Linked DNA regions of Homo sapiens: region 2 is linked to region 1. A link is a loop called in an ENCODE intact Hi-C map of the cell type or tissue named here. Cell type or tissue: GM12878. All regions are shown on one strand. Each heading gives the region's core, and the rest is flanking DNA. Links, peaks and the distances in the headings are about the cores only. Region 1 holds the start of ZNF25 (zinc finger protein 25). Region 2 overlaps ZNF33A (zinc finger protein 33A).

Region 1 (8,385 bases), core at 3,346-5,845:
TTCAATGCTTTTGTCTTCAAAATGAGTAGGAATTAGATAATCTTGCACAACCCTTCATGTACCATTCTACTTCTATATATCTTCACCCAGGATCACCAATACAGACAGTACCTGCAATGCACTGTGCCCTCAAAACTTGGGCTGGGCCTAAGGTAAAATTTAATTAGGCCCTGATGAACTCTGACTTGAGAATCTAATCTGCTGACAGTGACACAAATCTACCTTCTAAAATAACAGTTAATCATCATAATTCTCAAACAAGCACTTCATATAGGTAGCAAAAGGCAACTACGTCATAATCCTAAGGTCCTTTTCATAAGCAGCAGAAACCATGCAGGGCATCCAAATTGGAAAGAAAAAATCAAATTATCTTTGTTCACAGATGACATGACCCTATATTTAGAAAAACATAAAGACTCCACCGAAAAAACTGGTAGAACTGATACATGAACTCAGTAAAGCTGCAGGATACAAAATCAACATTAGAAAACCAGTAGCAGGCCAGGCACGGTGGCTCACGCCTGTAATCCCAGCATTTTGGGAGGCCAAGGTGGGTGAATCACCTGAGGTTGGGAGTTCAAGACCAGCCTGACCAACAGGGAGAAAAACCAGTCACTACTAAAAGTACAAAATTAGCCAGGTGTGGTGGCGCATGCCTGTAATCCCAGCTACTCGGGAGGCTGAGGCAGGAGAATTGCTTGAATCCAGGAGGCGGAGGTTGCAGTGAGCCAAGATCATGCCACTGCACTCCAGCCTAGGCAACAAGAGCAAAACTCTATCTCAAAAAAAAAAAAAAATCAGTAGCATTTCCATACACCAACAGTGAACAATCTGAAAAACAAATCAAGAAAGCAATCCCATTTACAACAGCTACCAAAAAAACCCCAACACCTAGGAATAAATTTAACCAAAAATGTAAAAGATCCTATGATTAAAAGTATAAAACAGGCTGGGCACTGTGGCTCACACCTGTAATCCCAACACTTTGGGAGGTGTAGGCAGGTGGATCACCTGAGGTCAGGAGTTCAAAATCAGACTGGCCAATGTGGCAAAACCCTGTCTCCACTAAAAATACAAAAAAAATTACACAGGTATGGTGGTGCACTCCTATAATCCCAGCTACTCGGGAGGTTGAGGCAGGAGAATCGCTTGACCCTGGGAGACAGAGGTTGCAGTGAGCCAAGATTGCACCAAACTGAGCCCTTGTCTCAAAAAAAAAAAAAAAAGAGTATAAAACACTGATGAATGATATTAAAATGGAAAGATATCCCATGCTCATGGACTGGCAGAATTAATATTGTTAAAATGTCCATAGTACTAAAAGCAGTCTACAGATTAAATGCAATCCATATCCAAATACCAATGACATTCTTCACAGAAATAGGAAAAAAAATCCTAAAATTTATATGGAACCACCAAAGACCCCGAGTAGCCAAAGCAATTTTGTGCAAAAAGAACAAAGGTGGAGGCATTGTACTACCAGACTTCAAAATATACTATAAAGCTATAGTAAACAAAACAGTAGGTTACTGGCATAAAAAGAGACACATAGATCAATGAAAAAGAGAATTGAGAAATAAATACATGCATTTATAGCCAATTTCATTTTTGACAAAGGCACTAAGAACATACATTGGAGAAATGACAGTTTCTTCAATAAATGGTGCTGAGAAAACTGGATATCCATACGCAGAAGAATGAAACTAAACCCCTGTCTCTCATCATATGCAAAAATCAAATGATAGTGGATTAAAGAGTTAAATGTATGACCTGAAACTATGAAACTACTTGAAGAAAACATTTGGAAATGCTTCAGAACATTGTTCTCGGCAAAAATTTTTTGGTAAGACCTCAAAAGCACAAGCAACAAAGGCAAAAATAGATGAATGGGATTACATCAAACGAAAAAGTTTCAGCACAGCAAAGTAAGCAATAACAGTGAAAAGACACCCAAAGAATAGGAGAAAATATTTGCAAACTACCCATCTGACAAGGAATTAATAACCAGAATATACAAGGAACTCAACAGTCAGAAAACAAAAAATTTGATTTAAAAAAATTGAGCAAATGATCTGAACAGACATTCCACAATAGAAGACATACAAATGGCCAATAGGTATACGATAAAATCTTCAACATCATTAATCATCAGACAAATGCAAATCAAAACCATAATGGGATATCATTTTACCCCTTAAAACAGCTATTATAAAAAAGGCAAAAAAATAACAAATGCTGGGATATAGAGAAAGGAGAACCCTCATACAACCTTGGTGGCAATGTAAACTAGTACAGCCACTGTGGAAAACAGTATGGAGGTTCCTCAAAAAATTGAAAACAGAATTACCATATGATCTAGCAATCTCACTGCTATATATATATCCAAAAGAAGGGAAATCCGTATATTGAAGATATCTCTGCACTCCCATTTTTATCGCAGCACTATTCACAATAGTCTAGATACAGAATCCACCTAAGTACCCATCAATGCATGAATAGATAATGAAAATTGTGGTATATATACACAATGGAATATTATTCAGACATAAAAAGAAGGAAATTTTGTCATTGCAGCAACAAAGATGGAACTGGAGGGCATTATGTTACATGAAATAAGCCAGGCACAGAAAGACAAATATCATGTTCTCACTCATACGCAGGAGCTAAGATAGTTGATCTCATGAAGATACGATGTAGAATGATGGTTACCAGAGGCTGCGAAGGGAAGTAGGGAGTGAGGAATGAAGAGAGGTTGGTTAATGGGTACAAAAATACAGTTAGGTAGAAGGATTAAGTCCTAGTGTTCAATAGCACAGTATGGTTACAAGTGTTAGCAATAATTTATTAGCTATCAGAATAGCTAGAAGATTTCGAATATTTGCAACACAAAGAAATGATAAATGAGGCGGTGGATATTGTAATTACCCCGATTTGATCATGACACATTGTATGCATATATCAAAATATCACATGTACCCCACAAATATGTACATTATGTACCAAAAAAAAAAACTAAAATAAGCAGCAAAAACCACTTCCAGCTAGCATGGTGCTTACGAAATGCCTAAGCTCAGTTATCAGCCAATGAGAGGCATTATAAGATCACCACCATAAAATGGAGGAACTGATGAACTGCAGTTTTCATCTTTAAAAAAATTTTTTGTCCCATTTCCTGTCTTTAGAAACTAGCCTCTGGGCTGGATGGGATTCCCAGCTTCTCCTGTAAAATGCAAAATTGAGGGCTCAAATTGTGGTTTCAATTTACACGTTTCACAGTCCTCTGAGAAGAGACTAAGGTTGGAGGATGCAGGAAGGCCTTAAATAATTCACCTTTTGACTCAAGTGCTCTGAAGATTCCCCAAGCATTTTTGGAAACAGAACACTACCTGGTTGAGACTGGGTTCAAGTACACCACACAGCTACGTTCTGGTGGTGCTCAAGGGGCAAATGCTGTGCTAAATACAAGTCAAGACTGGATTTTAGTGTGGCAAGGCGCATTAACTCAGAGGAAAAAGTGAGGATTTACATCCCACCTGCTAATACTGTGGGTAAACGGATTTCTCTCTCTGAATCTTTAATAGTCACATTTATTTTAATAGAGATGGTTAAGTCGAAAGGATGGTTACGATGATTAAATGAGCCAATAATGAAAACAGCATGTTTTGTAATAATAGAAGCAGCTCACCTTTATTGAGTCCTGTATCATACTTTACATCTATTACCCTATTCAGTACCCAAAGGCCCCCATCATTTGCCAGATGCGCGTCGAGCCGCACTGGGACCACCTACAGACGCTGGACCAGAGCCCACGTCCCTGCGGCTTTGGAGCGCCGCGTCTGCAGCGGCCAGCGCGCCTCACATGGCGGCTCCGGTCACGTCACACAATGCGGCTGCTCCGGGCGCCCACTGCCCAGCACCGCAGGCCTCCTCTGGCCGCCCCTCAAGCAGGTCGCGCAAACGCCATTCCGGGCAGGGGCGCCAGCGCAGCCAGCCAACCTCCCCACCAGGCGGCTCCCACCCAGGGCCCTCCGCGGAGGCCGCTCCGGGGCCAGGAGGCGGCTTCCAGGCTCGAGACCCCGCCTCCCAGGCCCTGCCCGCCCGCAAAAGCCTTCGACACACCTGCAGGGTCTCGGCCTCTGCTCCCGGCCCGCGCCGGGCCCAGGCCCCGCCCTTTGCGGCCCAGCCCAGACCCGGAGGCACCGGAGTCCTCTCCCCACCCTAGGGCGTAAGACCAAAAAAACGCCAATGCCAGAAAGAAGACACTGCACATGCGCAGAACGTTTCCCTAGCCCTACTCCAGAACTACGCTTCCCAGAAGGCCCGGCTGCGACTCCATCTTGGATGACGTCGTGAGGCGCGGCCGCCTCCAGCGGCCTGAGTGATTGCTGTCGGGTTTCCGGGAGAGGGCGCTGTCCTTGCTCAGTGATGGCCGGAGAGCTGCACCCTGCACGTCTGGGCTTGAAGACAGAAATCCACCGTGAGGTGCTCCAAGGAACACTGATGGGCAGTTTTGTTAAAGTGATTGAACTCCGTGGGTACAGGAGTACGTGGAGTAATGAAGGATAATGCCCTGTAACCGCTTCCTCTTAGGAATGCTAGCTTTCACAATTGTGCAAACGGTACGCGAAACGTAATAAACTACAAAATATGTATAAGCTAAAACAGAAAACGAGTATACCACTTCCCAAAAGCAAAAGCGCTTAATGTTAGGTGAACATCCTTCTCATGAATTTACACAAATTTTAACCTAATGGTATAGAGTATCATGACTATCATTTCACTAAGGAATATATATAGTCATCCCTCCTTATCCTGGGGGTGCATATCTATGGATTCAACTAAGCTCAGAATGAAAATACTTAAAAATTCTATCTTACTGAACATGTACAAAGTTTCCCCCTTGTCATTATACCCTAAACAATACAATAAAACTATTTACATAGTATTTACATTGTGTTAGGTGTACAATTAATCTAGACATAATTTAAAATATACAGGAGGAGGTGTGTAGGTTATGCAAATATCAGGTTATTTTCTACCAGAGACTTGAACATCCCTGGATTTGAGTAATCCAGGGAGGTCCTGGTACTAATCCCCCGCGGATACAGAGAGAGGACTTGGCTGTATATGTAAAACAAATTATATATTTCCTGGTCAATAACTTTATTACATTAAAACATGTAGAATCATCTAGAAAAAAACGTATATATTGTCATGTGTATAAACACACATATATATACATATAAAAATATGCGCACATAATACACACACACACACCACCTTTCTGGATGGGAAGTATTGAGGAAATAATTTAAAATAAAGCCTCTTGCCAACCCAGAAAATTCTCTCCACAGATGGAGAAAAGAACAAAACAGTTACATTATTGAATAAACATTAAACCAGACTGCGATGTGCGTCACAGGCAACCCACTAATGAGTTTATGAAGACAGGAAGAACTATCATTTTTTGTATTAGCCGGTCTGGTACAACGCATTCTATTTCCTCAAGGTAAAAATAACTTGTCCTCAAGTAAGATGACTGTACAGCAACATTTGCTATGCATAATTCATCTGAAATTCACCTGATAATTAGGGTAGCCATCAGTGTTAGTTAATTGCCATTATGCAAATGAAAAGTAAAGTTTCTGGTATCTCTATGACACGCAGGTAGTTAACCGCGGGTAGCCAGGAGCCTAGGAGTTTACCACAGAGGCAGGGAGATGGGGTGCAATCTTCCTTGATGCTTACATTTCAAAGACATGACCCAAGGCCATTAAGAAAGACCTTCCTGGGTTGTTAAACTAGCAAGAAGCTTATTTACTTTTTAAAAAGTTTTGCTATATCTCACAGGGACAGAGAAGGGATTTACAATTACAAGTTTTCTTAAGGAAATGCTGTAAGAAAAGAGAGGAGTAAAGGTCTTTTTCCCTTTTTGCAAGAAGGAAAATTCAGTTGTTTTATTTTTTTCTTTGAGACAGAGTCTGGCTTTGTCACCCAGACTGGGATGCAGTGGCATGATCCCGGCTCACTGCAACCTCTGCCTCCCAGGTTCAAGGAATTCTCTGCTTCAGCCTCCTGAGTAGCTGGGATTACAGTCGCCCACCACCACGCCTGGCTAATTTTTTTTGTATTTTTAGTAGAGACGGGATTTCACCATCTTGGCCAAGGTGGTCTTGAGCTCCTGACTTCGTGATCCACCTGCCTCAGCCTCCCAAAGTGCTGGGATTACAGGCGTGAGCCACTGCGCCCAGCCCAAATTTTTATATTTATATTTACCCTTAGAGAAACTATAAAATTTAACACAATTTCAATCAAAATTTAAATTAAAAAATCTTAACGGGGAGCTTAGTTTTGTTTTACTTGATAAAATAATTTTTAACTTCCTCAGGAAACAACCTCAGGGAATAGCAAGGAACTGAAGACTAAACTCTGATTTTTTTTATCTTATCCAAATTTCTATCTAAGGGGTCTGAGGAGTTATGCCCTACAAACCATAAATTCATATCAGATGGGTTTTATTTAACCCCATAAAATGTGACTTACTTTCCAACCAGACTCTGGCATAACATTATGAGACAAGGAAGAAAATAAAAACATTTTACCCCAAAAACATGTTTGTCACATTTTGAAATGGCCCTGCAAGCCGTCCTTTGTGGGAAAATTTGCATCTCTAAATAATCTCTATTAACTAACATAGCTAGGCCTTTTCCTTCCAGGCCCTTCTAATTCTGAATAGATTGACTGAGAGTCTAGCACCTTTTAAAGGGTCTGAATAGGAAACATCTGTCATCTCTTGTTTTCAAGGATAGCCACTATGAGACTTCAAAAGAACTTTGGTCTCCACAACCTTTTATCTTAACCTGAACATTTCCTTTCTATTGATCCCAGCTCCTTAGACAAAAATTCAACCAATTGTCAACTAGAAAATGGTTAAATTTACCTGTAGCCTGGAAGCACCCCCACCCTTCAAGTTGTCCTGCCTTCCTGGAACAAACCAATGTATTCCTTAAATGTATTTGATTGATGTCTCATGCCCTCCTACAATGTATAAAATCAACCTGCACCCCCAACCACCTTGGGCGCATGTTCTCATGACATCCAGAGGGCTGTGTCAAGGTCCATGATCACTCACATTTGGCTCAGAATAAATCTCTTTAAATATTTTACAGAGTTGACTTTTTTCATTGACAGAACTTTTTTTGAAAATGCAAATTTAAAAAGTAATTTAAGGCTGGGCGTGGTAGCTCACCCCTGTAATCCCAGCACTTTGGGAGGCTGAGGTGGGAGGATCACGAGGTCAAGAGATCGAGAATATCCTGGCCAACATGGTGAAACCCTGTCTCTACTAAAAATACAAAAATTAGCTGGGCATGGTGGTGCATGCCTGCAGTCCCAGCTACTCGGGAGGCTGAGGCAGGAGAATCACTTGAACCTGGGAGGCAGAGGTTACAGTGGGCCAAGATCGTGCCACTGAAATCCAGCCTGGCAACACAGTGAGTCTGTGTCTCAAAAAATAAATCAATGAAATAAAAAGTAATTTAAGTTTGATGCTAGTTTCGAAAAAGCACAGAAGATCCAAATATACATGAGAATTTAGTATATGTTAAAATTTTCATTGAAAACAAAACAGTGTGGACATATATATATACCTTTTTTTCTTTTCTTTCTAATTTGGTCTTGAGGTCTCTCTCTCCTAAGGGTGGCTATAAACTATCCCTGTGGGGCTCCTGGAATTTGGTGTCATGGATATTTGGTGTGCCATATGTTAAAAGTTTCATTTCAAATTTACTGAAAGTCCACTCTTAATTTTTAGAAGTTAGTAAGTTCCAAGAGAAGTAGCAATTTGAAGTCACTGGTGAAGGGTTCACACAAGGTGAATTTTTACATTTGGTTTCTCCACAGCATAAGGAATAAAACTGTTCTTTTGAAATGAAGAAGAGAACCACCTAGGAGACTATCACCCTGACCTGAGGACTTCACTAGGGATTCAGGAAAGAAGACACAGAAAGAAAGCAATCCTCAAGGTGTTATATCTGAATAGTTTAATTTTACTTAAAAATGTTTTTATTGAAGTATAAAAAATATAAAAGTATGCAATGGCATGTGTATCACTGTATAATTGATAAGTGAATGATGAAGAGAGGTAAACACAAACATGTAAACACCAAGGAGTTCAAAGACAATATTACCAGTGCCTGAAGTCTCCTTGAATGACCCATTCTTTATTGGTCATTTCTCTCCCTCTCAAAAGTAGCCCCATCTTGATTTCTGGTTTTTTTTTTTTTTTTTTGAGATGGAGTTTCTCTCTTGTTGCCCAGACTGGAGTGCAATGGCACGATCTCAGCTCACTGCAACCTCTGCCTCCTTGGTTCAAGTGATTCTCCT
Region 2 (8,385 bases), core at 2,860-5,359, 48 kb after region 1:
CCACCCATCCTAAAAATGTTTTCTTAGGAAACTCATAACATAATGAACAACATAGGTTGATAAAGTATATAAAAAGATAAACTGTACAAACATTAATCAAAACAGAGTGACACTATTAATATCAAATACAGTAGACTCCAGAGCAAAGAAAATTATTAGACAAAAGGAACATTATATAATGATAAAAGGATCAATCCAACAAAAATGCAATGATCCTAAATGTGTCTCTAGCAAACCTCAAAGTACACAAAACAAAACTGATTGAGCTGAAAAGAGAAAAGCACATTTTTAATTGTATTTGGAAAATTCATCACTTCACTGTTAGCAATTGGTAGAATTACTAGCCATGAGGTCAGGAATTCAAGAGTAGCCTGGATAACATGGTGAAACCCTGTCTCTACTAAAAATACAAAAATTAGCCAGGCATGGTGGCGCATGCCTGTAGTCCCAGCTACTTAAGAAGCTGAGGTAGGAGAATCGCTTGAACTGGGAGGCGAAGGTTGCAGTGAGCCAAGATTGTGTTACAAAGCTTGGGTTACAGAATAAGACTCTGTCTCAAAAAAGAAAAGAAAAAAAAAGAGTAGTGCCCAACAACAGCAAAATAAAATTTTTTTCTCAAGTGTCCATGGAATATTCAGAAAGATAGACCATATTCTGGGCCATAAATAAGCCTTGGCAGATTTAAAAGAATTGAAATCATTCTGAGTATGTATGTTTTCTGGCCATAATGAAACCAAACTACAAATCAGTAATAGAGTGACAATAGGAAAATATCTAATCATTTAGAAATTAAACATCAGACTTCTAAATAAAGTCTGGAGTGAAGAAGGGGCCTCAAATTCAATAGTAGAAATGCATAGACTTAATGAAAATGAGACCATACCGTATCAATATATGTGGGAGGTAGCTAAAGCAGTGCTGATAGAGAAATTTATGGCACTAAATGCTGACAGTAGACAAGACGATAGGTTGCAAACCCATAATTGACTTTCTACCTTAAGAAACTAGAAAAGAGCAAAATAAAACCTCTGTTAAGTAGAAGGACGAAAATAACACTGGAAGCAGAAATCAGTAAAATTGAAAATAGGAAAAAGTAGAGAAAACTAATGAAACATAGGGTTCTTTGGGAAAAAATCAATAAAATTGATAAACGTCTAGCAATATTGATTTAAAATATAGAATGAGATGACAAATCATCAATATCTGGAATGAAACAGGGAATATCACTCCACCATCCATTTAACAGTATAATAAGGGAATCTTGTCAACAACTTTATGTTTATAAATATGACAACATAGGCCAGGTGTGGTGGCTCATGCCTGTTATTCCAACACTTTGGGAGGCCAAGGTGGGTGTATCACCTGAGGTCAAGAGTTCGTGACCACCCTGGCCAACATGGTGAAACTCCGTCTCTACTAAAAATACAAAAATTAGTCTGGTGTGGTGGTGCACGCCTGTAGTCCCAGCTACTCAGGAGGCTGAGGTAGGAGAATGGCTTGAACCCAGGGAGTGGGAGGTTTCAGTGAGCTGATACTGCTCCATTGTACTCTAGCCTGGGCAACAGAGCAAAACTCTGTCTCAAAAAAAAAAAAAAAAAAAAATGACAACATGGAAGAAATGTACCAGTTCTTCAGAAACCACAAACTATTACAACTCAGTCAGGGTGATATAGATAATTTGAATGACCCATAGGTTTTCATAAAGGTTGACATAATTTGAATCAAATAATTTAAATTTTAAAAACCTCCAAAAAACCAATTTCCAAGTACAAGAGAGTTGTAGTCCTCACTAGAGAATTCTACCAAACATTTACACAAGAATTAATGATGATTTTACACAATGTCCTCAGAAAATAGAAGTGGGAATATTTATTTTATTTATTTAATTAGATGGAGTCTTGCTCAGTCACCCAGGCTGGAGTGCAGTGGTGTAATCTCGGCTCACCGCAACCTCTGCCTCCCGGGTTCAGATGATTCTCCTGCGTCAGCCTCCCAAGTAGCTGGGACTGCAGGCACATGCCACCACACTCGGCTAATTTCTGTATTTTTAGTAGAGACGGGGTTTCACCATATTGGCCAGGCTGTTCTCCAACTCCTGACCTCATGATCTGTCCACGTTGGTCTCCCAAAGTGCTGGGATTACAGGTGTGAGCCACCGCACCCGGCCAAGAGGGAACATTTCTTAACACATTTAAAAAATTATTTTGATGCCAAAATCATACAGACAGTACAAAAATAATACAACTACAGACATATACCTCTCATAAATTTAGTAGCAAAAATCTTTAACAAAATACTAGCAAATAGAAAACAGTCATGTAAAAAGTATACACCATAATAACCAAGTGGGATTTATTTGAGTTATACAAGCAAGGCTGGTTCAACATTCAGAAATCGATCAATGTAATTAACCCAGCATAGGCTAAAGAAGAAAAATTACATAACATCAGTTAATAATAGAGAAAGGATTTGACAAAATGCAATATCCATCCATGATAAAAACTCTCCATACTAGACATTGAGAGGATCTTCCTCAATTTGATGAATGAACATGCACAAAATATTTATAGCAAATATATTTGCTGGTAAGATGAATGCTTTCCCTGTAAAACTGGGAACAAGGCAAGGATGTTTGCTCCTGCCACTCTTATTCATTGTAGTACTGTAACTTCTATCAAGCACAATGAGGCAAGAAAGTGAAATAGAAGTCATACACGTAGAGAAGAAATAAAACTTTATATTTACATATGACATGATTGTATACGTAGAATATTACAAGGAATCTTAGAAAAAAACCTCAGGCCAGGCGCAGTGGCTCATGCCTATAATCCCAGCGCTTTGGGAGGCTGAGGCAGGTGGATCACCTGAGATCGGGAGTTCAAGAGCAGCCTGACCAATATGGAGAAACCCCATCTCTACTAAAAATACAAAATTAGCCGGGTGTGGTGGTGCATGCCTGTAATCCCAGCTACGTGGGAGGCAGGAGAATTGCTTCAACCTGGAAGGTGGAGGTTACGGTGAGCCGAGATCACGCCATTGCATACCAGCTTGGGCAACAAGAGTGAAACTCCGTCTCAAAAACAAAACAAAAAAAAAAAAAAAAAAGAAAAAATGTAAACCTCCCAGAAAGAATGAATGATTTCCAAAAAGTTTCAGGATCCAAGATGAACACATATAATCAATTTCTCTCTACTAACAATGAACATATGGAAATCTAAATTAAAAACATAATACCACTTATTCCATAGAAAATTAAATAGTTTGGTATAAATTGAACAAAATATGTATAGGACTTTTGTGCTGAAAATTACAAAATGCTGATGAAAGAAATAATAGAAATAAATGAAGACACATGGTCTCTTGATAGATTGGAAAACTCAACTTAGTAAGTATGCCAGTTCTCTCCAAATTGATCTGTAGGTTTAATGGCATTCCTGTCAAGATTCCAGTAAGGTTTTTCTCAGCTTTAAATAAACTTATTCCAAAATTTGCATAAACAGTCAAAGTCATAAACAGTTGAAACAATTTGGGAAAATTTTTCTCAAAAGTTTTGAGAAAAAGAATAGTAGGAATTATTGTATCCAGTGTTAAGGCTTATTACATTAGTCTCCCCTTTTCTGTGGTTTTGCTTTCTGCAGTTTCAGTTACCTGAGGCCAGCTGTGGTTCAAAAATATTAAATAGGAAACTTCAGAAATAAATAATTCCTCAGTTTTAAGTTGCACACTGTTGTGAGTAGCATGATGAAATTTTGCACTGTCCTGTCCCAGGACATGAATCAACCCTATGTCTAGCATACCCAGGCTGTATATGCTACCCATGAGTTAATTACTTAGTAACTGTCTTGATTATTTATTGTCACAATATGTGTTCAGGTAACCCTTATTTTACTTAATAATGGCCCTGAAGTGCCAGAGTAGTGATGATAGCATATTGTTATAACTTTTCTATTTTATGATCTTGTTAATCTTTCCCTGTCCCTAATTTATAAATTAAACTTTATCATAGGTTTGTATATTTAGGAAAAAACATAGTATTTATAGGGCTCAATACTATCTGAGGTTTCAGGCTTCCGCTGGGTGTCTTGGAATGTACTTCCCTTGGATAAGGAGTGACTACTGTATGTATATATTAATAGCTATAATAATCAAGAGGACAGGATGTTGGTAGAATATACACATTGGTAGAACATACATATAGAATGATGGAAAAGAATGGAAAACCTCAACATTGATTATGCTGTTATATAGACTATATGTTCATGTCTCCCCAGAATTCATATGTTGGAGCCCTCACCCCAAGTGTGGTGGTGTTTGGAGATATGCAGCCCTTGGCAGGTAATTAGGGTTAGATTAAGTCATGAGAGTGGGGCCCTCAAGATGAGGTTAGTGCCTTACAGGAAGAGGAAGTGAGAGCTTGCTCACTCACCATGTGCATAGAGGAAAGGCGATGTGAATATGCAGTGGCCTTCTGCAAGCTAGGAAGAGGCCCTCACCAGGCCCTGGCCATGCTGGCGTCCTGATCTCAGACTTCCAGCATTTGGAACCGTGAGGAAATAAACTTCTGTTGTTTAAGCCACACAGTCTGTGGTATTTTGTTATGGCAGCCGAAGCTAAGACATTTGACAAACTGTTGACAAAAATGCAAAAGAAATTCAGCCAGGTATTCAGCAAATGATGCTGGAGCATTTTAACGTATCTTGTTTTGTGTGTGGTAAAATATATGTATCATGAAATTTGCCATTTTAACAGTCCAGTGGCATTACACTCACAATGTTGTATAGCCATTACCACAATTTCTAATAGATTTTCATTATTTCAAACAGAAACCCTATTGCTATTAAGCAGTAACTACTCATTCCCCCCTCCTGCCAGCCTATGGTAACCCCTTATCTAGTTTGTCTCTGTGAGTTTTGACTGTTGTGAATATTTCATGTCAGTAGTGTGACAACATTTGGCCTTTCATGTCTGCCTTATTTCACTTAGCATGATGCTTTCAGCTTTCAACTGTATTGTAACAAGTATCAAGACTTTCTTTTCTGGCTGTTTAATCCATTCATCTGTTGATATACACTTGGGTCATACACCTTTTGGCTGTTGTGAATAATGCTTCAGTGAACACTGGCATATCATTATCTGCTCAAGTTCCTGTATTCAGTTCTTTTGGATATAAACCTAGGAGTAGAATTCTTTTATCAAAGTATTTCTTTTAGCTTTTTGGGGTACCACTGAATTATTTTTAATGTGTAGATAGATAGATAGATAGATAATTTGTTTTTGAAACAGAGTCTTACCCTGTCGCCCAGACTGGAGTGCAGTGGTGCGATCTCGGCTCACCACAACCTCCGCCTCCTGGGTTCAAGTGATTCTTCTGACTCAGCTTCCCGAGTAGCTGGGACTACAGGCACATGCCACCATGCCTGGCTAATTTTTGTGGTTTTAGTAGAGACGGGGTTTCACCATGTTGGCCAGGCTTGAACACCTGACCTCAGGTGATCCACCCGCCTTGACCTCCCAAAGTGCTGGGATTACAGGCGTGAGCCACTGCACCCAGCCTTAACTTACTTTTTCTTTTGTTGCTCGTGCATTTTATGTCATAGGTAAGAATCCATCAGCAAACCCAAAGTTTTCCTTATGTTTTCTTCTAAACATTTTAAGTAGGGATCTAACTTTATTTTCTCACTTTATTTTCTTGTGGAAATCCAGTTGACCCAGCATCATTTTTTTGGTCATTTGTCATCATTCCAAACAGAAACTGTCGCCATTAAGCGGTAACTACTCATTCCCCCTTCCGACCAGTCTGTGGCAACCTCTAATCTATTTTGTCTCTGTGAGTATGACTGTTGTGAATATTTCCTGTCAGTAGTGTGACAATATTTGGCCTGCATCAACTGAAAGAAAAGGCTTTTCTTTCTCCCAGTGAATAGAATTGACACCCTTGTCAAAAATCAGTTGACCATAGGTAGTGTATTTTTGGGCTCTCACTTGCATTCCATTTGTCTGTCTATACCAATGCCATGACCACACTGTTTGGATTACTGTAGCTTTCTAATAAGTTGTGAAATTGGAGATTTTGAGTCTTCTGACTTTGTTCTTGTTCATTTTCTTTTCTTTTTTTTTTTAACATTGATTTTCTTATGTTGAACCACACAGGCATTTCCAGGATAAATTAGTCCTCTTAATATACCATTAAATATATTTTACTGGAATTTTTGTGTGTGTGTGTATAGCTTTGTATCTGTATTCATATGCATCATTCATTCATTCATTTATTCATTTGCATTTGTATTTTTTTTTTAAGAGACAGAGTCTCACTCTTGCCCAGGCTGTAGTGCAGTGGTACAATTACGGCTCACTGCAGCCTTGAACTTCCAGGCTCAAGTGATCCTCCCCATTCATCCTGCTGAGGGGACTACAGCTGTATACCACCATGCCCACTATGCCCAGCTATCTTTTTTTTTTTTTGGTGGAAACGGCATGTTGCTCATGCTGATCTTGGACTCCTGGCATCAAGTGATCCACCTTGGCCTCCCAAACCTCTGGGATTACAGGTGCTATCCACTATGCCCAGCCTCAGTCTAAAACTGTTAACTGTAAGAACTGTCAGTTTCTCCCTTGCATTCTGTCAGTGTTTGCTTTACATGTTTCAGGATGCTGCTTGGTACACACATAGTTATACTTTTTATATCTTATTGATGGAACGACCCTTTATTCATATATAGTATCCTTCTTTGTCCCTTGTAACAGCTTATGACTTAATCTATTTTGGGTGAAATTAGTATAGCCACCCCAGTTCCCTTTTGGTGGCTATTTTCATGGAATATCTTTTATCAGCCTTTCAGTTTTAATTTATTTGTGTCTTTGGATCTAAAGTCAGTTTGTTTTGGACAATGTGTAGTTTGATCATGATTTTAAAAAATCTATTCTGAAGCTGGGTGGTTCACACCTGTAATCCCAGCACTTTGGGAGGATCTCTTGAGCCCAGGAGTTGGAGACTAGCCTGGTCTACAAAGTGAGACTCTGTTTCTACAAAAAAATAAAATAAATAGTTGGGTGTGGTGGTATGCGCTTGTGGTTCCAGCTACTTGGGAGGATGAGGGAGGAGGATCCCTTGAGCCCAGGAAGTCAAGGCTGCAGTGAGTCATGTTTGTGTCACTGCACTCCAGCCTAGGTGACAGAGCAAGATCCTGTCTAAAATAAATAAATAAATAAAATAAAATAAAATAAAATCCATTCTGCCAGCCTCTGCCTTCTGATTGGTACATTCAATCAATTATCATTTAAACTAATCACCAACAAGGCAGTGCTTCTGCCATACTGCATTTTGTTTTCTGTATGTTGTATACCTTCTTTGGTCTCATATTCCTTTTATTACTGTCTTCTTTGTGTTTTGTTGATTTTTTTTTTTTTCGAGACAAAAGTCTTGCTCTGTTGCCCAGGCTGGGGTGCAGTGGTACGATCTTGGCTCACTGCAACCTCCTTCTCCTGGGTTCAAGTGATTCTCATGCCTCAGCCTCCCAAGTAGCTGGGACTACAGGCACGTGCCACCACATCCAGCTAATTTTTGTGTCTTTAGTAGAGATGGAGTTTTGCTGTGTTGGCCAGGCTGGTCTTGAGCTCCTGGCCTCAAGTGATCCACCCATCTCGGCCTCCCAAAGTGCTGGAATTACAGGCATGAGCCCACCATGCCTGGACTGATTTTTATAGTGAATCATTTTTATTCCCTTCTTTATTCCCTTCTCATTTCCTTCTGTGTATATTTTTTAGATATTGCCTTTGTAGTTAACCATGGGGATTGCTTTCACATTCTAAATTTATGAAAATCTAGTTTAAATTAATTCCCTCGTAACTTCAATGTCATATGAAGACCTTGCTTCTACCTAGCACCTTACTCATCCCCTTTATGTTGTTTTCACACATTACGTCTTTATACATTGTGTACCGATAATGTAAATTTTTATTTAGTTCTTATCCATTTATCTTTTAAGTCCCGCAGGAAGTAAAAAAATGGAGTTACAAAGCAAACATACAGTGACCCTGGCTTTTATATTTGTCTATATAGTTAACTTTATTGGAAATCTTTATTTTTTCCTCCAGATTAGAGTCTAGTTTGTTTTTATTTCATCTTTAAAGACACCCTTTAGTGCTTCCTGTATAGCAGGCTTAGTAGTAACAAACTCTTCAGCATTTGTTTATCTGGGATTAACTCCATTTCTCTTTCATTTTGAAGGACTGTTTTACCAGCTAGAGAGTTCTCAGATGATAGTTTTTTTCTTTCAGCAATTTATATATGTCATCCATCTGTCTTCAGGCCTTCAATTGATTTCTAAGGAGATATCAGCTCCTAATATTAATGAGGATCTCTTGTAAAGTAAAAATGCCACAAAA

Evidence for each region. A loop is a pair of places that touch in the nucleus more often than their neighbours do. Peaks named below come from ENCODE experiments on the same cell type or tissue, not always from the same donor. Only the 100,000 strongest peaks of a DNase experiment are listed, where the experiment ranks them.
Region 2: a loop joins it to region 1, with 2.8 times the contacts of the local background. A loop is called at or near these places in 63 of 110 quality-filtered maps.

The regions. Positions count from the first base shown.
Region 1 is chr10:37,972,387-37,980,771 of GRCh38, forward strand. ZNF25 (zinc finger protein 25) reads right to left here and starts at 4,261. Exons shown (of 6, transcript NM_145011.4): 1 at 4,120-4,261. It overlaps ZNF25-DT (ZNF25 divergent transcript), which reads left to right and starts at 4,369. Exons shown (of 6, transcript XR_930830.4): 1 at 4,369-4,619; 2 at 7,903-8,024. RefSeq lists enhancers at 3,145-3,234, 4,275-4,504 and a silencer at 3,825-4,234. In GM12878, for the core only: CTCF peaks have their summits at 3,988 (motif pointing right) and 4,397 (motif pointing right); a DNase peak (open chromatin) is centred at 4,275; H3K4me3 peaks cover 1,350 bases; H3K27ac peaks cover 1,370 bases.
Region 2 is chr10:38,021,077-38,029,461 of GRCh38, forward strand. All of the region lies in intron 4 of ZNF33A (zinc finger protein 33A), which reads left to right. Among named protein-coding and RNA genes, the nearest start is that of ZNF33A, 15 kb to the left of the region's middle. In GM12878, for the core only: no CTCF peak of the experiment used is centred there; a DNase peak (open chromatin) is centred at 4,415; H3K27ac peaks cover 797 bases.